2 separate regions of the Homo sapiens genome follow, and region 1 is linked to region 2. A link is an interaction called in ENCODE POLR2A ChIA-PET data of the cell type or tissue named here. Cell type or tissue: B cell. All regions are shown on one strand. Links, peaks and the distances in the headings refer to the core of each region. The heading gives the core; the rest is flanking DNA.

What was found. Peaks named below come from ENCODE experiments on the same cell type or tissue, not always from the same donor. Only the 100,000 strongest peaks of a DNase experiment are listed, where the experiment ranks them.
Region 1: POLR2A ChIA-PET joins it to region 2 with 5 read pairs; 1 of 35 experiments calls an interaction of 5 or more read pairs at or near these places.

The regions. Positions count from the first base shown.
Region 1 is chr17:74,831,088-74,843,139 of GRCh38, reverse strand. SLC38A12 (solute carrier family 38 member 12) reads right to left here. Exons shown (of 10, transcript NM_017728.4): 10 at 3,387-7,213. The coding sequence ends at 6,453. It overlaps GRIN2C (glutamate ionotropic receptor NMDA type subunit 2C), which reads left to right. Exons shown (of 13, transcript NM_000835.6): 13 at 1-1,117. The coding sequence ends at 705. Among named protein-coding and RNA genes, the nearest start is that of GRIN2C, 23 kb to the left of the region's middle. RefSeq lists silencers at 96-155, 236-315 and an enhancer at 10,959-11,879. In B cell, for the core only: a CTCF peak has its summit at 57; DNase peaks (open chromatin) are centred at 199 and 1,869; H3K4me3 peaks cover 417 bases; H3K27me3 peaks cover 487 bases.
Region 2 is chr17:75,352,564-75,364,623 of GRCh38, reverse strand. All of the region lies in intron 2 of GRB2 (growth factor receptor bound protein 2), which reads left to right. Among named protein-coding and RNA genes, the nearest start is that of GRB2, 47 kb to the left of the region's middle. In B cell, for the core only: no CTCF peak of the experiment used is centred there; no DNase peak of the experiment used is centred there; H3K4me3 peaks cover 564 bases; H3K27ac peaks cover 7,047 bases.

The DNA.
Region 1 (12,052 bases), core at 1-8,000, 520 kb after region 2:
TGGGAGGCGCGGTGGCCGGTGCGGACCGGGCACTGCGGGAGGCACCTCTCGGCCTCCGAGCGGCCCCTGTCGCCCGCGCGCTGTCACTACAGCTCCTTTCCTCGAGCCGACCGATCCGGCCGCCCCTTCCTCCCGCTCTTCCCGGAGCTGGAGGACCTGCCGCTGCTCGGTCCGGAGCAGCTGGCCCGGCGGGAGGCCCTGCTGCACGCGGCCTGGGCCCGGGGCTCGCGCCCGCGTCACGCTTCCCTGCCCAGCTCCGTGGCCGAGGCCTTCGCTCGGCCCAGCTCGCTGCCCGCTGGGTGCACCGGCCCCGCCTGCGCCCGCCCCGACGGCCACTCGGCCTGCAGGCGCTTGGCGCAGGCGCAGTCGATGTGCTTGCCGATCTACCGGGAGGCCTGCCAGGAGGGCGAGCAGGCAGGGGCCCCCGCCTGGCAGCACAGACAGCACGTCTGCCTGCACGCCCACGCCCACCTGCCATTTTGCTGGGGGGCTGTCTGTCCTCACCTTCCACCCTGTGCCAGCCACGGCTCCTGGCTCTCCGGGGCCTGGGGGCCTCTGGGGCACAGGGGCAGGACTCTGGGGCTGGGCACAGGCTACAGAGACAGTGGGGGACTGGACGAGATCAGCAGGGTAGCCCGTGGGACGCAAGGCTTCCCGGGACCCTGCACCTGGAGACGGATCTCCAGTCTGGAGTCAGAAGTGTGAGTTATCAGCCACTCAGGCTCCGAGCCAGCTGGATTCTCTGCCTGCCACTGTCAGGGTTAAGCGGCAGGCAGGATTGGGCTTTTCTGGCTTCTGCCATGAAATCCTGGCCATGGGACCCCAGTGACAGATGATGTCTTCCATGGTCATCAGTGACCTCAGTAGCCTCAAATCATGGTGAGGGCTGGGCTTTTGCTGTCCTCTTCTCACGCAGAGTTCTGCCAGGAGGGTGTGCTGTGGGGGTCAGACTCCTGAGGCTCTCCCTTCCCTGGGGCTAGCCAGTTACTGGTCATGGCTGCTGTGGGCATGGAGGCTGGAACTTGTGGTTGAGGCAGGGCCATCCCGATCCTTGCTCTACCTGGCTAGAGTTTCTTCTCATCAGAGCACTGGGACATTAAACCAACCTTTTACAACACACTGGTCCTGGCTGCTTCATTCTGCATTCTGGAAGGGGCACAGCACAGGCCATAGACAACAGGGCATCATGAGAGTATCCCAGGTGGGATGTTTGCCTAAAGCAGGTAGGCAGGTCCCTCTTGGGGAGGCGGAGCCTTGGGAGTGTCTGGGAGGGATGTGGGAAGGAGGTGAGGCTGAGAGGGGGCTCTGGGCAGCAGAAGCCACTTGGTATTCAGGGCCAGCTCCCACCCATCCTGGCACTGGATGTAACACGTGTGCTCAGCACGGGGGCTCTGGTGATGATGGATGGCGTTCATCCCTCAGTCTCCTTGAAAAGGGAGGCTTGTGCCAGGGGTAGTGGCTGTCCTGTCCTGCCCTGCCAGGGACGCCCTGGGGAGCCTGACAGTGCCATGGTGGCAGAGGCAGAGGCAGAGAAAGGTGTGGAGCTTGTAGGCTTGCTAAACCCTGGCTGGCCGCATTCTCTCCGTGGCTGACACACGAGGCTCGGAACTGCCTGGGCTCTGGAATCCTGGGGCAGGTGGCTGCCAGGGTCAGGCACAGCTTGGCCTCGCTGGTGCCAGGACTCCTGTGGTGGGAGAATCTGCCTGCGGTCTCATCCTCTTCTCCCTCTGGGGCTTCTAGCCCACTTCCTTTTTCTATCACACATCTTTGCCTCTGGCCCATCTGAAAAGATGGCTTGTGCTTACCATTTTCAATGTTTTCACATCTGCAATCACACTTATCCCCCCTACAATGACTGTGGAGCAAGCAGGCATTCCTTCTATCCGTTCCACAAACAGTGAGCACTATTGATTCTGTCAGACCCTTTTCTAACGGCTGAAGATGTAAAGGCCAAGCCCTGGCTGTCCTGACAAGTTGGGTGGAGGCAGGCCAGAGGCTAATTCCACGTGACAGAGAGGAAGCTGCGAGGGGCGGTGCTGGCTGTCTCTGCCAGTGCCCTCCCCCGTAGCTCCTTGCTGGTTCCCAGGAAGCCAGGCTGCCTCTTTAGTCTCTGAAGACCCCACTGTTTGGGTTGGGGCCATGAGAACTGGACTTTTTTTGGGTTAGTTTTAGGGGTGAAGGCAGCTGAAACGGTAGGGGGAGATACACCTCCATTCTTGGTAGGAGAGTACCCCAAGAGTGGGTGGCCCTGTCCACACAATTTCACGCTCTCTACCCTATGGGTTTTTATGGGCTGGATCCAGGTTCAGGACAGCAGGCTGGGAGTGTGTCTAGGTGAGTGCTGGAGGCCAGCACTCTGGAAGGGAGCTTGACCTTGGTTGCAGCCACTAGTAGTGAGAGGGTTAACTGTTGGCCACCAGCCCCTGGAACCGAGCCCCTCCTCCTCCCAGAGTCAGGGTCTGCCTTTGGCCCTGGGAGGAAGGCTGTGGCAGGTGAGGCATCCTGGAGGAGCTGTGAGGACAGGGCTGCTCTGCTCTCTGCCCAAGATCATTAATAACCAAGAACTGGAAAGATCATTAAGAGCTGAGCCTCCAATGTGAAGCCGAGCCTGCTGCTGGCTCTGAGGAGGGCCGCTCCTGCTCCTGGGCCAGGCACTGGCTGCCTTGTTCCTTCTCTAGGCATATATTTGTGGCCGGGGGGGGGGGGGGGGGGGCAGGAGGATATGAGTCCTGGGGGACAGGTAGCAGGAAGGCTGCATCCTGAGTTCAGAACTAGCTTGGCCTGGCTTCCTGCACCACCAAGGGAAGGAAAGAAAGCGTGGCAGGGGAGAGGAGAGAGAAGTAAGGCTATAGATGTGAAAGCATCATAAACAAGGGCCTGGCGACCCACATGCTCAAATACCATTGTTTTTCTTTGGGTGAGGTACAGAAAGAGGGAGGCCCTTGTGGCTGGCCTCAGAGCAGGAAAATCTTACTAACTGGGGTCCCTTCTGTTGCTGCTGTAGCTGTTTTTCCTTGTGTCTAGCTGAGCGGCTTGTGGTCCAAGCCAGCTTTCTGCAGGGAGCCAGGTGTGTGTGGGGGAGGAGGGCAGAGCTTGCAAAAGGGCAGGCTGATGTCTTCAGCCAGGACCCTCCAGCCTAGCCTGTCCTGCTCTTTGAAAGGGGAGGACTGTCCTCAAGTTTCCTAAGGGACTGGGGAACCAGAGTCAACCCCTATCCCCAAAGCCCTCTAGACTCCAGAGAATTCAGACCAATTTTCTGTTTCTGAATTGCAACCCGGCGACAACTCATTAGAAGGCTATGAAACCAGGTAGGTGTCTTGAGTCCTAATGAGTCAGGGGTCCCTGGCTACAAGTAGTTATGGCTGGTGAGTGATGTGGGAAACAGGTATCACTGAATAGCTTTATTGAGCATTTTGGGCTGGGCACTAAGCTCAGCACTTTAATCCCCACAACTGGCCAGTGACATAGCTGTTACCCCACTTTACAAATGAGGGAGGACAGGTCACGGAGGCTCGCTGCCTCAAATGGCAGGCCCGGCTGCCTGGTCCCAATGCAGAAAGTACCCAATGCCATGCCTGGCACATAATGACCCTCAGCGGAGGTTACCCCTCCAGTCTGCAATCAACACCATTGGCCCCAGGTGGAAGGGATCCCAAGCTCTCTCCAGCTTTCCAGTGGCCCTTAACCATGGGTCACCCTTGCTTGGGAATCTGCCCCCAGACAGGACGCTTCCACTTCCCCCAGGCCTGGCACTGCCAGCCACTGCCCCTCTGCAGTGGCTTTCCAGGAGCGGGGCAGCAGCCCCTGTCCTCCCCACCACTCTGACTCTGGCCTTTGCCTGTTGCCGAGGCTGCTCCCTGCCCCGTAGTGAGGACAGCTGTGTGGCTAGGGGCCCGTCATGGTGCCACTGCCCACCTCCACCACCCAGCAGTGCTTCCCAGTCTATCACCTGCCATCCGCCCCATCTATAAGCTGGCAGCTGCTGCTCTAGCCTCAGGTGAGGAACAGCCAGGAGCTGCTGGCATGAGGCTCTGGGGCTCAGGTGGGTCTGGTGCTTCTGTGGGGAGGGAGGCAAAGAAAGTTTACTCCCACCTTGACCTGGCCTGCACCGGGGGCATCTGGGGCCATGCAGGTGGCAGATGTTGGGTAGAGGCTGTTGAGTTTAAGCTTTCCTCCACAACGACACCTGCTCCTGGGCCAGGCTGGGCTGGCATCCTCTTCTGCTCTTCCCATCACTGACCCCGGGGGCCCATCTGCAAAATGGAAACCACAAGCTGAGCTTGCCTACTTTGCCAAGTTGATGATGGCTGCAGTGAAACGTGCCGGATGCACGTGGAGAGCCAGCATCACCTGGGGCTCTCTTGCTGTTGGGGTTCTCTGCCCCTGGCCCCAAGCCCCATTGGCCGTCAGCGGCAGAAGCCTGGCATCGATGGAGAGGAAGGTGACCTCATCTGACTTACAGCAGGAGGACACTGAGGAGCAAAGCAGCTAGACAACGGCAGTGGTGAGGGTCCCCACTTGGCATCAGCGATGTGGTCACTGCTGGCCAGTTCCCTCCAGGGCAGGGAACACGGCCACCGACTCCATGGCTGGGCGGTTCCAGACTGTCACATAAATCAACCTGGGCTTTATGAAGCTAATGAATTTGCGTCCAAGATTTGGTTTGGAGCCTCGGGTGGCAGGATGATTTAATTAGCTTTGTCTTTAAGCAAGAGGGAACGTAATTGGAGAAGGGTAGTTCCAGATGTTTTGAGTTTTCAGCCACAGTGGGGCAGCCAGGTCTTCCTTGCTCTTGGCCTGACCACTGCAGGCCCCTGCTCTACCCAACCTGAGAGGCCTCCTGGGAGGAAGTCGCAATGATAGATGGAGAAGGGGCATTTGTTTTTCCCGTGGATGGAAAGTGACACGTGGGGACAAGCTATGAGAAACACTGAGGTGCGACGGCACAGAGAAAGCGGGCTGAGGCCAATTACACCACGCAGGGACTCTCCCAGGCTTCAGCTGCCAGGGCAGAGGTGGCGCAGCCCGTGGGCTCCCCGAGTTCCCTGCAAATCCCACCCCTGACCCTGAGACCACCTTGGGCCCCGGGAGACCCTACATCGTCGCTCTGTCAGAGGTCTGAAGACGCTGAGATACAGGGGAGGGGCTGAGCAAGGCACTGAACTCAAAAGAGGGAGGGGTGGGGCCTGAGACCCACCCCAGAGAGGTAGCTCCAGGCCAGGGGCTCTGGGCTCCAGGACAGGTGGGGCCAGGCCCAGGGCTGGGGGCAAGCCAGTGAGGGTCAGGGGGACCCCCAGGTCCTGAAGCAGTAGAAGGCACGTTGAAAATGCAGAGTTCATTCGAGTCACCTGTGTTTCCCAGGAGGCCAGCCCAGCAAGTGCGTGCATGGCTGAGTGGGAGGTGGCTGGGGACCTGGCCTCCTTCCATGGGAATGGAAGTGGGGGCCCCATCCAACCCCACATTGCCCAAGGGATATAGCGTGAACACTGAGCACCCACGCTCAGCCCCTAAGGGAGCCGCTTTTAGTGTTGGAGTGGGAGCACGGGCAGCCTGACCATTGTCAGGGTGGGAACCTCAGAGCCCTCCCACTGCCATGTCACTGCCAAGCCGCTGAGGTGCCAGGTGGGGATGGCTTCCCTCTAGTAGGACCACCTGCACTGTAGGAGGCCCTGAGGGCTCCAGTGGGGCAGCGAGGGCAGCAGACGGTCCCTTTCAGAGACAAGCTCCAGACTTTAGGCCCAGCTGGCAGGCGGCTGTGTCCCTGTAGAAGGGATGCTCCATCCAGCCTGCTACTCCGGAGCTCGCGCCCACAGCGAGGGCCCTCGCAGCTCTATCTGGGGACTCTGGTACCAGTTAGCACTTCTTGTTCTTGTCATGGGGCCAGCCAGGCCCTCTCTGAGGTGGCACCTACCGCCTCCCAGGCCTGGTGGGAGGGTGGGCCCTGCCGTCACAGGCAGACCTGGCTAGGATACTTCCAGCCTGGGATTCGCCTCTGAAGAGGCAGCAGCTGCTAGTGGAGGTTTCTTAGACAAGGACGCAGGATGGGGCAGGAGAGGGGAGGGGCATGGGTCTGGGACAAATGATGGCAGTGCCAGCACTGCATCTCCCATTGTGCAGGGAGTAGCCCGCCCTGGAAGTAGGGTTGGGGGTGAAGCGTGTTGGAAGATGTGGGAGAGGTGTGATTCCAGTAATGAGTCTTAGAACTTGGGAGCAGCCACGCGTCACCCAGGCAGAAGGACCTGGTGGGAGAGCTGCCCGGGGGAGTGAGGACAGGTGCAGACTGGGTGGAAGGTGGGTGGGGAGAACAACCCCAGCTGGACAGGGGGTTTCCCCTAGAGCCACAGTCCCACCTGCCCCATGAAGACCTGGGAGCAACTAAATCTGGGCTCTGCGGGCGAGGGGTGGGGCTGGGGCCCCTATGCCTCCTGTCACTAGACCTGCCTGTCCTGCCATCAGAGCTTGGTCTCGCTGAGGATGATATTGGCCGTGACGAAAATGAAGCAGGAGAAAGCCCAGAGCAGCACGAAGCCCACCCAGAAGGTGTGGCGGAAAGGGGACCTGTGCTTGTTGCTGACCCCACAGCCAAAGGCCAGCTGGGTGTCCCTGCGGCAGTGGTACACCAGGAAGGCGGGGATGACGTACTGGATGCCGGTGCCCGCGTAGGCCCCTGTGATGCCCACCAGGGACTCCAGGTCGTGGGTGCAGAAGGCCACCAGCACAGGCGGCACCAGGGTGATGGTGGGAAACACGACGCGGTCCACCACCCACGGGTACGTGCCGCCCTCGCGGTGGAAGAGTGTCTTCCAGTTGTTGCGCAGGGTCACGGCAATGATGGGGAAGTTGGTGCTGATGGTGAAGACGGGGAAGAGGCCCAGGAAAAAGCGCACAGCGGCCAGGCCCACGACGTCACAGCGCGCGAAGTTGAGGGTGTACATGTCCATGAGGCTGTCGCCGCGGAAGCAGAAGATGGCGGTGAAGGAGAGGAGGCCGTAGAAGGCCAGGATCAGCACGTAGTCCAGGAACACCAGCCTTGTGAGGTGGCGCTTGGAGGAGACGGGGGTAATGAGGGATGGCAGAGAGTGCTGGCACATGAAGGAGTAGACGCACACCCCAAACAGGTTCCGGACCCCCGAGAAGTCAGCCAGGGGCGGGTGCCCCTCCCCTTGTCCGTGCCCGATGCGGATCAGGGCCAGCACAATCATGACGGCGAAAGCTGGGAAACGAGAGAGAGGAGTCACCTGGTGGGGACAGGCACGGCCCTACCTTGAGTTTCTGGTCTGGGGGGCGCCTTTGCGGGGACTAGAGCCCTGTGAGAAAGAGTCATTAAATGCATGTTCATGCAGCCCTGTTCTTGGGTGGCTCAACAGTGGCTGCTCATCAGAGGAAGGTCCCGCATCCCTCTCTGTCCTGTTCTCCCCTCTCCCTGCTGAGCAGGGGGCCTGGGTATGTGGGGACAGGGCTGCAGTGGGGCCAGTGGCAGGGTGGTCCGGCTTTGCAGAGGTAGCAACTCTGTCTTCTTAGAGGAGGGCCAGTCCTGGGCAGGCACTGCCTGGCTCCCTCATCAGACCCCCAGGGCTCTCAGGGGCTCTGCCAGCTTCCTCGCAGGGAGCAGGCTGGGTCAGGACACAGGGTCACCCTCTCTCCCTTGGTTTAAGGAATGTGAGGCTGGAGTGCTGGGGGGTAGACGAAGAAGGGCATGGAGTGTTTGGGAGGAGGTGTCCTCCTGGGCCGAGGGCATCTGCTAGACACAGCTGAGGCCGACAGGCAGGAGTGCTGGGAGCCCTGGGCAGACAGGTGAGTGCCTAGGGGCCAAGGGCAGGCAGGAAGTTGCCAGTGGTCACGCCAGGGCAGAAATAGCATCAAGGACCAAGGCTGCGGACTGCCGAGTCCTGAGCTGCTGACACCGAGGCTGGAGGCAGGTGGCATGTGGCTCTGTTTTCCTGGGCCTGGCAGCACAGCTAGGGGACAGGGGACCCTCTGTGGAAGTGGAAGGGGGCCTGTGGCCCCATCTGTTCAGAGCAAACAGCTTGCGTTGCTGATGGAGACCAGGCTGGCTTCAGTTCGCAGCCCTTTACGGTGACCCTCCTCCTGGGCTGCCACTGGAGACAGGCTCACAGCACGCCCTCCAGGCTGAGTTCCCCAGAGGCAGCCTGCGCACCGCAGGGACAAGGGGCTGTGTTCCCAGTGCTCTGAGGAGATGGCACTCTTAGATCTTTCTGTGTCTCCCGCTTCTGCTCTCCGGGCTACCCAGAACCGTGGTTAGCTACTCACACACGGAGACCACCAGTGTCCGTGTCTGTTCTGAAGCTGACCAAGCCCTGCTCTCTCTGTTCAGAACATATCTGACAGCCTCTCTAGCCTGTGCCCTCACCCCTCAGGTGAAGCCCACGGGGACACGTGACATTTCCTGGTGAGCAGCACAGGCAAGTGTGAAGGGGCAGTGGCCAAAGAGGCCAGCTCACAGCTCGGTGGCTCCTGTCTGGGGCCCCCCGCAGAGCCCCAGGGCTCTTTTGCAGGTGGGAGGCTGGGTATCCTATGGTCCCCTTTGGGCCAGGCCCACTCCCTGACTCCTGGAAGGAAGAGGTGGTTCTGATGGGACCCACAGGAAACCAGGCAATGTCTTCCCACAATGACACTGGGAGTGAGATGGAATCTTCATCTATTACTTTTAATCAGAACTGCCTGACACTGTCGGGGACAGGAGGGGAGGAGGGGAGCGTGGAAACCGGCCTGAGAAAATTGCCGGTAAAGAAGATGATTTGTTTCTGCCTCTCACCGCCCGCTCCAGTCCCCGCCACTCCTGACTCTGAGGGCCTGGGGACTCCTCCTCCCCCGACATCACAAATCGTCCCAACCCTGGTCAGTCAAGCGGAAGCGGCGACCTAGTTCCTCCTTCCAGTCTCAGCCCAGGGAGCTGCCTCCAGCTTCACCCACTGGGGGTGGATGGCACAGGACACCTGTGGGACAGCCCAGGACCCTGAGCAATCTGCTTGCCCCAGAGATTTCTGCGGGTGGGTAGAGGGGGGTGTGCACAGCTGTGCCTATGTGAGAGATCCACCCCACAGGAGTTGTGTCAGGGCAGGATGTGCAGGAGGGGTACCGGGGAGAGAGCAGACAGGCTGGAGGCGGAGTCCCTGTGAGCCAGAAAGGGCTACAGAGCAGAGCTGAGCAGGATGGGGTGGGGGTACAGAGGCCAGACTGGGCCCGGGGCACCTGGTGATTTGTTATTCAGGAGGCTGCAGCAGACTGTTCTGCCACCATAAGTGGGGCACAAGGGTCAGGGCAATGGGGGCAGCTGCTGTAGGGCAAGATTCAAATCCTGCACTGCCACTGCCATCTCGAGGTACCACCTTGAGACCTGGCACTTGGCCCTGCCCAAGGCTGGCATGAACTTAGAAAAAGGCAAGTGGAGAATTCCTCTAGCTGTCTGTCACTCGGCCCTGGGCCCTGGGTCTGGTGAGCAAGCAGGCAAGAAGGCAGGAAGAGGTCAGCTGTCTGGACGTGAGCATCCCTGCCACTGCTCTCTCCTGCCCTGGACACAGCTCGTGCTTCTCTGCTCCTCTAACTCCCCAGCCTCACATCTCCAAAGAAAGGCAGCTAGCTCTCCTTACAGCCCTGACTGTGGGATTTCCTCATGGTAAATAAACCAATTTATAAAGTAGGTTTCCAAAGAAATGAGACGGCTGTACACACACACATACACCCCTGAAACATACACCTTCTAACTGGCGTCCTCCAGAGCAGCTGTCTTGGGAAGAGGCACCTTTGACACCAACAATGATGTAGAACAACTTCTAGAACCTTCAGCTAGAACAAAGCCATGGCGGCTGGGCACAGTGGCTCACGCCTGTAATCCCAGCACCTTGGGAGGCCGAGGCAGGCAGATCACCTGAGGTCAGGAGTTTGAGACCAGCCTGGCAACATGGTGAAACCCTGTCTCTCCTAAAAATTAGCTGGGCTTGGTGACGCGCACCTGCAATCCCAGCTACTCGGGAGGCTGAGGCAGGAGAATCACTTGAACCTGGGAGGCAGAGGTTGCAGTGAGCTGAGATTGTGCCACTGCACTTCAGCCTGGGCAACAGGGCAAGACTCCACCATCAAAACAAACAAACAAACAAACAAGCCACGGATATGGGTGATTAAAAAAGGATTTCATGATCTTCTAGCCATAATTAGTTTCACCTCGTAATGCCACTACCTAGATTACCTAGATTAGTCACCCATTTCATTCTTTTGATTGTCTTAAACAAGTCTATTTGCAAAAACCAAGTCTACCTTCGTGGGCTGGATGTTTGCTGCCGCCTACGAGTCAGAAGCAGATGCTAGAAGCTCTTGGGAGGTGATTCCAGAGTGTTAGAAAGTGGGATAAACACCTGACGGGGCAGGCGCAGCTGCAGGGCCATGTGGGCTTTCGTGAACTCCCCTTGGTCACACCCTGCACTGCTGTCAAAAGCTCACCCAGCTGTGTGGCAGCTCGGCTGCATGGAGATGCCACCAGCTCTGGGGCTGAGCAGACCGAGTGTGCACCCAGCAGAGGTGGGTCATTCACCCATGAATCCTGACCTGCACTCAGGGCGCTCACACACCAGGAGGGGGAGAGGCCGCCATGGTGAGGAGCATATCCGGGAAGGACAGGTGGTTCTAGAAGAGCCACGCCCCCAAAACAGGGGTGAGGACCAGCTTCCCAGTGGAAATGGCCCCAGTTGAGGCAGAAGGTGAACCCAGCTACCTGGGGAGGGGGCAGGGCCCTCCAGTTCGGCACCACCATGAGGATATGAAGGCGGGTGCTGGGATCTGTCCCCTGGGAGTGGAGAGTGAAGGGAACTGTTCCAGCCTGGTCTCCAAACCAGCAAATTCAAAAGAAACTAGCACCATCTAGAAGCTCGTTTCCCTGGGAGATGGAGGAAAGGGAGGGAAGGGAGAAAAGGAAGGAAAGGAGGAAGGAAGGGAGGAAGGGAGGGACAGAGGGGAGGTCAGGGCCCTGACCTTGCAGAGTCCTGGGACCATGGCCCGAGGCTTAACCCCCACTGCCCACCTGGCGAGGCTCCTGTGGCCCCACCCCCTTGTCTGGCCCCTCCCTGCCTCCCCTGGCTGCGGGAGGAGCAAAGTTCAACAGCCATCTCCTAGATTGATCGCCACATCCCTGGGAGACAGCTGCTCCAAAAACTCATTAGGTCTGATCATAAATCAAGATGAAACGAGGATGACAGGTTATGGAGACCCTGCCAGGATGCGCGATGGGGAGCAGGGCTCCAAGAGCCACACCGACGCCCGGGGCTCAGCCACAGCCGCCAAGACAGCCTGCGCCCACCTCGTGGAGGCTGCGTGGGAAGCCAGACGGGTGTGGAGGCGGGACAGAGCAGAAAGTGCTCCCCAGACATGCTAAGGACCAGACACCCAGGACTTCACAGTCAGATGTGCAGGGGGGTCGGCCCCCAGCAGGGCCTGCAGTTCCCCAAGAGCCTATCACAGGCAGTGCCCAGAACATCCGCATCCACATCCACCCACAATTGCACACTGGGAGTCCCGCTCTGAGTGGTGGAGAGCAGCAGTGAGAAGCTGGGAGGAGGCAGAGGGGAGGACAGAGGAGGAGGCTGACACAGGTCACACGAGCGGCTGCTGGGCCTCGGAAGGCTCAGCTACAAAATGACAAGGGGAGGCAGAAGACTTCTCTCTTAATATCTGAGTAAAAGCCAACGCAAAAGCCACCGCATTTGTCTTGTGTCACCCATGGGCCCAACTGGACTGTTCATTCCTTCATTCAACAACAATGGACTGAGTTTCCCCTGGGTGCTGGGCACTATGCTGGCCATCTGGGGACAGCACACTGAGACAGGGGTCCTGTCCTTCTGGAGCCCAGAGTCCAGGGTACCAGAGTCCAGGTGGAAGGTACAGGGGACAAATTATAACCAAAGAACGGGCTGGTTATCAGGCACACTAGCTGTGGGGTACATGATGAGATCCCCGTCGCGGGAGGCGGCCAAGCCTGAGGGAAGGAGGCACGTGGTGGGGGTCCCAGAGGGGAAGCAGGTGTCAGACGGGACGTGGAGGA
Region 2 (12,060 bases), core at 2,409-10,408:
TTGGGGGTCCATTAAAGATGGTATAAAACAACACAGGGAGGGAAGTTTACATAGTGGTTACAGACATGGACTCTGGAATTGGTCAGACCTGGGTTCCGATCCTGCCTCTTCCACTTGTAAGCTCTGTCTCCTTGGGCAAGGTATCTGGTTTTTCTGGGTGGACCTTAGATTCTTCATCTGTAAAATGGTTATAGTACCTATACACCTTACAGAGTTGTGAAGATGAAATGGCCTAATTTGTCATGAATTCTGGTACATAATAAATCTTTACTAAATGTAAGCTGCTGTTTGCTAAAGGAGAGACTAACTCATTTCTCAAACATGTTGAGTGTCTACATAGGTATGTAATAAAACCACAGCCACTACTGTGAAGGATATGGGCTGGCGATTTAAGCCCAGTTGGTTTGAGTTCACTAGTAGAGGCAATGTACAAGGCAGCTTGGTGGCTATGCGTACTATTAATTGGGCAAGGTAATATGGGAGATAGAATATTTTTTGGAACATACTGAGTTCCATTTGGTTATGGTTAAGTTTGTGGTTCTTGTGAGACATAGAGGGAAAGAGATGTATTGGGCTGTTAGATATGCTGGTTTAGGCTGCAGAGATTTGGGCATATCCAAATAGAATACAGGCAGCAATGAAGTTTGTGCAGAGGTTGGCTCTTTCTAAAGTGAAACTGTAGAGTTAGAACAATATCAAAAAGCAAACCTTGAGGAATGCCAAACTTTTTTTTTTTTTTTTTTTTTTTTTTTTTTTTTTTTTTTGAGACGGAGTCTTGCTCTGTCGCCCAGGCTGGAGTGCAGTGGGGCGATCTCCGCTTGCTGCAATCTCCACCTCCCGGGTTCACGCCATTCTCCTGCCTCAGCCTCCCGAGTAGCTGGGACTACAGGCACCTGCTACCATGCCCGGCTAATTTTTTTGTATTTTTAGTAGAGATGGGGTTTCGCCATGTTGGCCAGGATGGTCTCGATCTCTTGACTTGGTGATCCACCCTCCTCGGCCTCCCAAAGTGCTGGGATTACAGGCGTGAGCCACCATGCCCGGCCCGCTAGTTTGCTCTTAAGCTCAGCAAAAATTCAGAGTTGTGATTTAATAAGCGTGAGACTTAGTAAAGCATTTTGTAAATAGAGTATAACATTCCTTGCATTTGTTGTACTTTTGGTTTCCTGAAATAATAGACAGTGTATCTATCACTCTCCTCACCACAATCCACATAGCTTTCCAGAGTAGAAAAGATACTCCATGGAGAAAGTTTAGAAGCAGAAAATGAAATGAGACTGTGTGGAAGTAAAAGTAGCCTATCCTCTGTAACTGATTTTAGAGGTGACCTGTGACCTGGCAGTTCCTTATTTATGAGTGGGTACAGGGCACACATTGACCAAAGAAGATAGTTTAGGTGAGGTGCTACCCTATCTTTGAGAATGGGACTCTTGGCTCTTAAAATTAGAAACCAGGAGATCTATGGGATGGAAAATAGCCTTCCCTTTCCCCCAAATCAAACAGATACACATACTTTGTGACAGGAATAGATTATGAAATATGGTGTCCAGAACAAACTGTCTGCTGGGCTTTTAAAAGGGTTTTATACTTTCTGCTGGGCACCTAGAGCACTTACTCTCCCTTCTGTCTCCTTTTATTACCCACCTCAAGCAGTCATAATTTTTTTCCTTTCCATTCCCTAGGCTTAGCCCTCTTCCTTCCTCTACCCCCAAAATGGGAAAGCCTTTAGTATTTAACTGTAGTACTTTATTTGGCTGTCAGTATTTGTCATATTAGTAATTGGGTGAGCTTGGCTGGAGGTGGGGGGCTGTTCTGCCCTTTTTAAGATTGGCCCACACACCATTGTACTTAGGTACCCACACAGGAGCAGAGCAAGTTGGCTAGATTTTGAATACAAAAGCATGATATTGTGGGTGGGAGCATGTATAGTTTTAGAATTTTTAAAGTAAGGCAAAAACCATGTACCTAATGAGGCCAGTGGAATAAACTTTACAACAGATAGAACTTCTGTTTCTGTTTAACACCCAGCAATAAAAATGCTAAGAACAGGGATAAAGTGAAAATTATTAAGCCCTTGTATCTATTGCTGACTGGTAAAACCAACACATCAAAAAATATCTTTTGGCTCCCAACTTGTTAATAGTTTCTGACTTACGTGTGTTCTGAGTGATTTGGTGGAGTGAATGAGCTAGGTCTTGATTTTTCCCTCAAAGGATTGAAATTTGGTTCTTGGAGGGTGAAAAAACAAAACTCAACTCTTCATGCATAAAGCACAGATAAACAGTACAGTACATAAATATATGTGTATTTTCATCTGTGGTATCAGAATTTCATGAGAAGTGGTAATTAAGGAAAAAATGTCTACAAAGACATGGCGGAGGTGATGATGATTAATAAAAAGACTGAGATATGGGGCTCTCCCCTTTGAGGACCTGTAGGACCTACGTATCTGTGTCCTGGAGAGGCTAGTGGCCCTTCTTTATTTTTCTCATCTCTAAAACTGGGCCTGAGGGTGATGAATGGTGTCACTAGCTGAAGTGCTTCAGGAATGCCAGTGGGTACTCTTAGGATTATTATGGCACAATGTATGTGGTTCTGACACTTAACCAGGAATACAAGCAGTGCTTTACATACTTTCCTTGTATTGGAGAGCCTAGTGGTTGCATTAAACATGAGGGAAAAAATCTGAAAAAATACCAAGTATGACAAGAAATGAATATTATTTTAATAATCCCTTTTTTTTTTTTAATAAAGACACAGACTGGTCTCGAACTCCTGGCCTCAAGCAATCCTCTCATCTCTCATTTTAATAGAGTTGCTCAGTTAGTAATGGACATGTAATGAGCGTAATATATTTTGCTCATGAAATCCTAATGTTTTCAGGGATATTAAAACTTAGTAAATTGGGAAGCTTTTTCCCCCTAGTTTGGTGGGGAGTTTAATGCCCTGCATGCATCACCGTCTCCCCACTCCATAATTTTTAAGGATGGCTCCTCAGACTCTGTGTATGAGTATTTCCCTCATACCATATTTGGTATTTTTGCAAGTAGATAACTTGGTACCTTTGTAATATGATAAGTCTAGATAGATGAAGGAAGTAGTGTTTCCTGATAAATTACGCAGTTAGTTGGTAAGGAGACGATAGGATTTATGATGACATTTTTAGGAGTCAAGTGTTTAGACCCATTTTTCTGAGGATTTCCCTGTCTTTCCCACAGCATAGGAGACCATCTTGTCCTATTTTTCTGTCCTTATACTGCCTGAAGGAAAGATGTGCATTTGGATCTTTGCCACTCTGTAGTTTAGTTTGTTCCCTTGTCCTCGTTTAAGACAGGTTCGCAAAATGTTTTTGAGAACAACACAGACTGGAATTTGAATTGAATTGCACTTTTTCTTTTTATTAGCTGTTTGTGGTCAAGACATCTGACCTCTTTGAGCTCTGGTTTGTTCATCTGTAAAATAAAAGTACTATCTCTGGGAAGGGTTGCCTTTAATACAGGAAGGAAGTGTAACAGGTACACAATATATTGTACCTTTTAAAAGTTTGACTTTAGGTCAGGCATAGTGGCTGATGCCTGAAATCCCAGCACTTGGGAGGCTAAGGTGGGAGGATCGCTTGAGGCCAGGAGTTTGAGACCAGCCCTGTTCAATAGAGCAAGACCCCATCTCTACCAAAAAAAAAATTAAAATTAGCTGGGCGTGGCAGCACATGCCTGTAGTCCTGACTGCTCCAGAAGCTGAGGTGGGAGTTCAAGGCTGTAGTGAGCTGTGTTCACGCCACTGCACTCCAGCCTGGGTGAAAGAGCAAGAACCCTGTCTCAGAAAAAATTGAAAAAAGTTTAAAGTGAAAAAGAACATAGCATCATAGGACTCTTATTTTATAAGGGGATTTATCTGAGGCCCAGAGAAGCCAAGTGGGCAGAGAGCAAGGTGAGCAGGAGCAGCTGGGCCCATGCCACAAGGTCCCTGTGTGTCCTTTTTGCCCCACAAACCTTGCTTTTGTATTAGGTCACTCCTTACTGTACAGACACAAGTGGTAATGATGGTGTTTTGCTGTCCTGTGTGAACTAGTGTTGAGTTTGACCTCAGTTGAATCAGTAGGGGATTACATTTCTGTGAATTCTGTGGAAGCCTTCTAAAATCAGATAATTACCTTGCTTGTATTTGTGACTTCAGTTACTAGGCTTTATGATAGGAATATGGATTGGAAAATACTCTAAAATCCCATCTGGTCCTTTGATTTTTGTGTGTGAAGGGCTTAAAATTACCAGGAATTGTTCCAGACACAGAAAACTAGTTCCTGTTGTCCAGAATTATGTTTCTAAGATAGTAATGGGAGGACTAAACTTGTAATCTGTTGAAAACATATTTTTGAGATTTAAGTTATTGATGCATTTGTTTATTGTGAATAAAAATAAAACAGAGTAAAAAATCATAATCACATTTCCTTGTTTACATTTGGGAGATCGTTTATGATTTCTTTTTAATTTGACTGTTTAAGTATATTAGAGACAAGGTCTCGCCATGTTGCCCAGGCTGGTCTCTAACCCCTGGCCTCAAGCAATCCTCCCACCTCAGCCTTCTAAATTTCTGAGATTACAGGCATGAGCCACCATGCCCAGTCTGTCTTTTTTTTTTTTTTTTTAAGACAGAAAGAACTTTGTAACACACCACTTTTTCCAACAACATTTATCTTTCCAAGACAAGTCAAACACTTATTGAATGCCCTTGAGTATATACCAAGATTAATAGCCGAGGCTACTACCCACAAGTAGTTCAATTTAGTAGAGAAAAGAGTATATTGAGACAGGTATACATGGTTCAGTGGTGGGAAGAAAGTGATTCTTAAATTAGGTCTTGAGTTTGCCATTTTAGGCAGAGAGAACAACATATACAAGTGTGAAAATCATAAAACATTCTGGCAGTTGGGAAACCGCAGGTAGCTTTAGTGTTGTTGAAACTTGGAGTTCAAGGCAGGAAGGCAGGAGATGACAGGGACTGGCAGGTGGAGATTGGGGAGTTAGGCAAGGTCTGGGCCATGGAGAGCTTTGTGTTCAGTGCTGTGCTTACTCACACCAATCTGAAATTATTATTATTATTTATTATTATTATTATTTTGAGACAATGCCTCACTCTGTCACCCAGGCTGGAGTGCAGTGGCATGATCATAGCTCGCTGCAACCTCGAACTCCTGGACTCAGGTGATCCTCCTGCCTCAGCCTCCCAAGTAGCTAGGATTATGGGCATGTGTCACCGTGCCTGGCTGATTTTTGTATTTTTTGTAGACATGGGTCTCACTTTTGTTGCCTAGGCTGGTCTTGAGCCCTTGGCTTCAAGCAGTCCTCCTGCCTTGGCCTCCCAATGTGCTAGATCACATGTATGAGCCATCAGCTATTTGGAGACAATTTAACCAAAGTTGTATTGTCTATTATTCCTCTTTTTTTTTTTTTTTTTTTTTTTTGAGATGTAGTCTCAAACCCTCCTGGGTTTAAGGGATTCTCCTGCCTCAGCCTCCCAAGTAGCTGGGATTACAGGCGTGTGCCACCACACCGAGCTAATTTTTGCGTTTTTTAAATAGAGACAGAATTTCACTATGTTGGTGAAGCTGGTCTTGAATTCCTGACCTCAGGTAATACACCCACCTCAGCCTCCCAAAGTGCTGGGATTACAGGTGTGGGCCACTGGCCTATTTTATATATATATATATTTATATATATATATATAATTTTTTTTTTTTTTTTGAGACAGAGTCTTGCCCTGTCGCCATGCTGGAGTGCAGTGGCACAATCTCAGCTCACTGCAACCTCTGCCTCCTGGGTTCAGGTGATTCTCATGCCTCAGCCTCCTGAGTAGCTGGGATTTACAGGTATGTGCCACCATACCCAGCTAATTTTTTGTTTTTTTTTTTTTTTTTTTTTTTTTTAGTAGAGATGGGATTTCGCCATGTTGGCCAGGATGGTCTTGATCTCCTGACCTCGTGATCCGCCTGCCTCAGCCTCCCAAAGTGCTGGGATTACAGGCATGCCCAACCGCGGCTGGCCCTGTCTGTTACTCTTAATGATCTTAATGACAGCTCTGTCAGTGTTAACATGTTTCTCCGTTTTAGGATAATGCCATGAATATACAGAGCTAACCACTCAGCAAACACTCAAAGGTAATGGGGAATGAGCATGCCACAGATAAATAATGGAAAGAGGCTAGAATGCAACTTAAATTGGAATTTAAAACAGACAAAAACACACTCCACCCATAGTGTAGGAGATATTTAGTAACATGAATTGGAGTTTTAAAACTCTAGTCAAAATGTTAAATATTTGAATTCTTTTCTAACAATTTAGGTAAAATGCAATTTGGAATAATTTTAACAGGGCTTGTGGCCACATTTTTGGTTTAAATATTTATTTACTTAGCTATTTTCTTCCTCTATACTTGTGTGGGCAGTGAACCTAATAATTAGGTTAAAGGATTAAAAAAATCAATTCCAGAGAGCTCACCTTTGACTAACATAGCAAAGACCATCATTTAGATTACATCAATGGTAATTTCAGGCTAGACATGGTGGTTGGTGGCTCATGCATGTCGTCTGCAACCTCCACCTCCCGGGTTCAAGCGATTGTCTTGCCTCAGCCTCCTGAGTAGCTGGGACTACAGGCACGCGCCACCACGCCCAGCTAATTTTTGTTTTTTGTTTTTTGTTTTTTTTGAGACAAAGTCTCACTGTGTCGCCTAGGCAGGAGTGCAGTGGCGCGATCTTGGCTCTCTACAACCTCTGCTGCCCAGATTCAAGCGGTTCTCCTGCCTCAGCCTCCCCAGTAGCTGGGATTACAGGCGCCTGCCACCACGCCCAGCTAATTTTTGTATTTTTAGTAGAGACAAAGTTTCACCATGTTGGCCACGCTGGTCTCGAACTTGTGACGTCAGGTGATTTACTCTCCTCGGCCTCCCAAAGTGCTAGGATTACAGACGTGCACCACTGCTCCTGGCCTGCCTCAGTTTTAAGCATGAATAGACCGTCAGGGAGCACCAGATGTTTGAGGAATGGAATATTTGGGCCATTGAAGGATTTTAAGCCAAATGACCTGACAGTCCAACTTTAAAAGAAGACAACTTTATTTTTTCAAAGAACAATTTTAGATTGATAGAGAAGTTGTACAAAGAGTTATCATATGCCCCACATTCACTTTCACCTATTACTAACATTATTATGGCGTATTTACTATTAATGAGCCAATATTGATACGTTATTATTAACTAAAGTTCATACTTGATTCAGTATTTCCTTAGTTTTTCCCAGTGTCCTTCTCTGTTCTACGGTCCCATCCAGGACACCACATTATACCTAGTCATCATATCTCTCTAGACTCCTCTTGGCTGTGACATTTCTGACTTAACTACATCAGTGTAGAGTGAGAAATAAAAATTAAAAAGAAAAACCCTCAAACATTTCTGCCTTACATTTTAATGATGCTAATTCTGGTTGCAGGATTCAGAAGATTCTGATGGTGGCAAAGTGAAAGCAGTGAGACGGATTAGGAAGCCACTGCAGTAATCCAAGGCAGAGATAATGATAGGGCTGGATCAGAATGATGGTGGTAAAAGTGAAAAGTGTTCCATTTGGGGATGTTATAAAAGCCATTAGCCTGGATGGGGAAACTAAAGGAATGAGTGTAGATGGAGAAGAAAAGAGTTCCAGGGATGGAGCCCTTGGGGCACCTGAATGTTTAAAAGTTAGTGAGATAAGAAACTAGCAAAGGAGACCCAACAGGAAGTGGCCAGTTACGTAGGAAGAAAAGCTGGGAAATGATGTGTCTTGGAAGCCAAGAAAGTGCTTCAAGGTGAAGGAAATGATCACTTCTGTTTTGCCCTGCTTATAGGCCAAGTCAGATGAGGGCAGGGAATTGACCTTTGGATTCAGCAACAGGAGCTGATTGGTGACCTTGAGTAGTTTCAGTAGAGTGGTACGAGCGGAATCGTGCTTGGAAGCTGGTTCAGAGAGGATGGGTATGCACAGGGAAAGCTGCACAAGGAAACTTGCTGTGGTGATAGATGTGTTCTTTATCTCAAAGGTAGCAGATATGTAAATTATACATGCAAACTAATATTTATGAAAGAACGAATGATAGGGTCTTGCCCTGTCACTTAGGCTGCGGTACAGTGGTGTGATCATGGCTCATTGCAGCCTCGACCTCCTGGGCTCAAGCGATCCTCCTGCCTCAGCCTCCCAAGTAGCTGGGACCACAGGTACACACCACCACACCTAACTAATTTTTAGAGAACAGGGTTTCACAACATGTTGCCTAGGCTGGTCTTGGCTCCTGGGCTCCAGCGAACCTCTTGCCTCAGCTTCCCAAAGTGTTGGAATTACAGGCATGAACCACTGTACCTGGCCCAAATATTTAAATATAGGTAATAATATGTATATTGAAGTATTTAGGGGGAAATGTACTCATATCTGTAACTTTGAAATGCATTAAAAATTAAGATAGATAGGGCCAGGTGCGGTGGCTCATGCCTGTAATCTTAGCACTTTGGGAGGCCAAGGCGGGTGGATTACCTGAGCTCAGGAGTTCGACACCAGCCTGGGCAACATGGTGACACCCTGATTCTACTAAAGTACAAAAAAAAATTAGCCGGGCATGGCAGCGTGCGTCTGTAGTCCCAGCTACTCGAGAGGCTGAGACAGGAGAATTGCTTGAACTCGGGAGGCGAAGGTTGCAGTAAGCCGAGATCACGCCACTGTACTCCACACTCCAACCTAGGCGACAGAGCAAGACTCTGTCTCTTTAAAAAAAAAAAAAAAAAAAAAAGAAGAAAGGAAAATTAAGATACATCAATAGGAGAGAGGGATGTATATAGATGGATAGATATGTGACAGAGCAAATAACTTAGGTCAAACTTGTCCAGCCCCACAGCCCGCAGGCCACATGTGGCCCAGGATGGCTTTGAAGGCGGCCCAACACAAATTTGTGCTTTCTTAAAACATTATGAGATTTTTTTGCTTTTTTTTTTTTTTTTAAGCTCATCAGCTATCATTAGTGTTAGTGTATTTTATGTGTGGCTTAAGACCTTTTTTTTTTTCCAGTATGGCCCAGGGAAGCCAAAAGATTGGACATCCCCGATTTATGTGATGGATAAATGTATTCACTGTAAAATTCTTTTCACTTTGCTTTATGCTTGAAAGCTTTTATAACAAGATGTTTGGGGAGGAGGAGAGAACTGGGACAGAGAGTATAGACAACTGTTCCAGAAAGTTTTGATTTAAAGGGGAACAGAGAGATGAGGCAGTAGAGTCAAAAGAAGTCTGCTTTCACCCCACTCCCAGAGATGAGAGAAATGACAGCATTTTTATTTGTTGATTAGAAAAATCCAGTAGAGATTTTAATTAAAATTGATGATGCAGAAGAAAGGAAAATAACTGAGTTAATGTCCTTGAGCAGGCAAGAAGAGATGGGATTCAGCACCTTCGTAGAATTTTGTTTTGCTAGGAACAGGGACAAAAGTACGAGTACAGGTCCTGGCCAGGCGCGGTGGCTCACGCCTGTAATCCCAGCACTTTGGGAGGCCAAGGCAGGTGGATCACCTGAGGTCAGGAGTTCGAGACCAACCTGGCCTACATGGTGAAACCCCGTCTCTACTAAAAATACAAAAATTAGCCAGGCATGTTGGCATGTGCCTGTAATCCCAACTACTTGGGAGACTCCCGAAGTGCTGAGATTACAAGCATGAACTGTGCCCGGCCATAGATCTGTTTTTATTCACTATGGCTGGGTTCTCAGTGCGCCCTTCCTATCTGAAAATTCATATTCATCAGCTATGAGAAGTTAAGTTTTTCCTTTTTAAAAAACATTTCGTAGTGTCTTTTCTTCTATTTTCACTGTTCTCTTTCTGGAAGTTTGAATAATAGCTGTCACATCTTTTGGAAGACTGCAGTGGGCTCTTCCAGCAATTCTTGAATCCAGCAGTCCCCAACCTTTTTGCTACCAGGGACTGGTTTCATGGAAGACAATTTTTCCATGGAAGTGGGGGGTCGAGATGGTTCAGGATGACTGTTCAACCTCAGATCATCAGGCATTAGATTCTTACAAGGAGCGGGCAACCTAGATCCCTCGCGTGAGCAGTTTACAGTAGGGTTTGTGTTCCTACGAGAAGCACTGGCAATGTGGTGAAACCCCATCTCTACTAAAAATAGAAAAATTAGCCGGTTGTGGTGGCAGGCACCTGTAATCCCAGCTACTCAGGAGGCTGAGGCAGGAGAATCGCTTGAACATGGGAAGTGGAGGTTGTTGCAGTGAGCAGAGATCGCACCATTGCACTGCAGCCTGGGAGACAAGAGTGAAACTCCATCTCCCCCCCCCCCCCAAAAAAAAAGACCATGAATAAACTTTGCTTGTACAACTCTGAATACCAGAAAACAATGTCTCTTCCAAGTTCTGAGGGAAAATGCTGTTCAGCCCAGGATTCTGTTGAAATCTATACCCAGCCGAAATAGCCTTCAAGTATAAACATAGAATCAAGACATTTCCAGACATGCAAGGACTCAAAACATTTGCCCCTCACGCACCCTTTCGTTTTTGTTTTTTTTTTGAGACAGAGTCTCGCTCTGTCACCCAGGCTGGAGTACAGTGGTGTGATCTCGGCTCACTGCAACCTCCGCCTCCCGGGTCCAAGCAATTCTCCTGCCTCAGCCTCCCAAGTAGCTGGGATTACAGGCATGCACCACCATGCTTGGCTAATTTTTTGTATTTTTAGTAGAGACGGAGTTTCTCCATGTTGGCCAGGCTGGTCTTGAACTCCTGACCTCAGATGATCCGCCTGCCTCGGCCTCCCAAAGTGCTGGGATTACAGGCATGAGCCACTGTACCTGGCCAGAATTTTTTTTGTTGTTGCCCAGGCTGGAGTGCAGTGGCGCAGTCTCGGCTCACTGCAACCTCTGCCTCCCAGGTTCAAGCGATTCTCCTGCCTCAGCCTCCTGAGTAGCTGGGATTACAGGCATGTGCCACCACACCTGGCGAATTTTTGTGTTTTTAGTAGAGGCGGGGTTTCACCGTGTTGTCAGGCTGGTCTTGAACCCCTGACCTCATGATCTGCCTGCCTTGGCCTCCCAAAGTGCTGGAATTACAGGTGTGAGCCACCGCGCCCGGTAAAAATGGTTTTTTTTTTAAGGGCATAGAAACTCGAGGAAATACAGAAGCCCAACCAGTAAAGGAAGTACAGTTGACCCTTGAGCAACAGAGGTTTGAGCTGCATGGTTCCGCTTATACACGGATTTTTTTCAGTCTACATGTGTGTCAAAAAGACAGTATTCACAGGATGCACAGCCCACTTACGCAGAGGGCCAACTGTGGGACTTGAGTATGCACAGATTTGGGTATATGCAGGGGTCCTGGAACCAGTCCCCCATGAATACAAGGTACAACTGTGTCTTTTTTTTTTTTTTTTGAGACGGAGTCTTGCTCTGTCGCCCAGGCTGAAGTGCAGTGGCGCGATCTCGGCTCACTGCAAGCTCCGCCTCCCGGGTTCACGCCATTCTCCTGCCTCAGCCTCCCGAGTAGCTGGGACTACAGGTGCCCGCCAGCACGCCCAGCTAATTTTTTGTATTTTTAGTAGAGACAGGGTTTCACTATGTTAGCCAGGATGGTCTCGATCTCCTGACCTTCTGATCCACCCACCTCGGCCTCCCAAAGTGCTGGGATTACAGGCGTGAGCCACTGTGCCTGGCCAACTATGTCTTTTAAAAAAAAAAAAAAAACAAGTTAACTTTTTCTCCCAGAGAACGGTCTTGTGAGCTTGATGATGAAAATTCAACTAGAGAAAACTGGAAATTTTGGTGCTAGTCAGTTCAGAGTTGATAGCCTTAATCATTATTGATTTATTATACATAGACATCCGTGACATTAAAACACTTTTACTGCATAGAGGGGATCATAAAGGCTGAGTGATACCAGGCTGTAGCTGCAAACAGTAGGGATATCTTAGTTGTCACATAATATGTCTGATCGCTTTTCTCCTTTGGGAAACTACTTGTCATTGTGAGCAGGAGAATGAACCGTTTATGCCTGG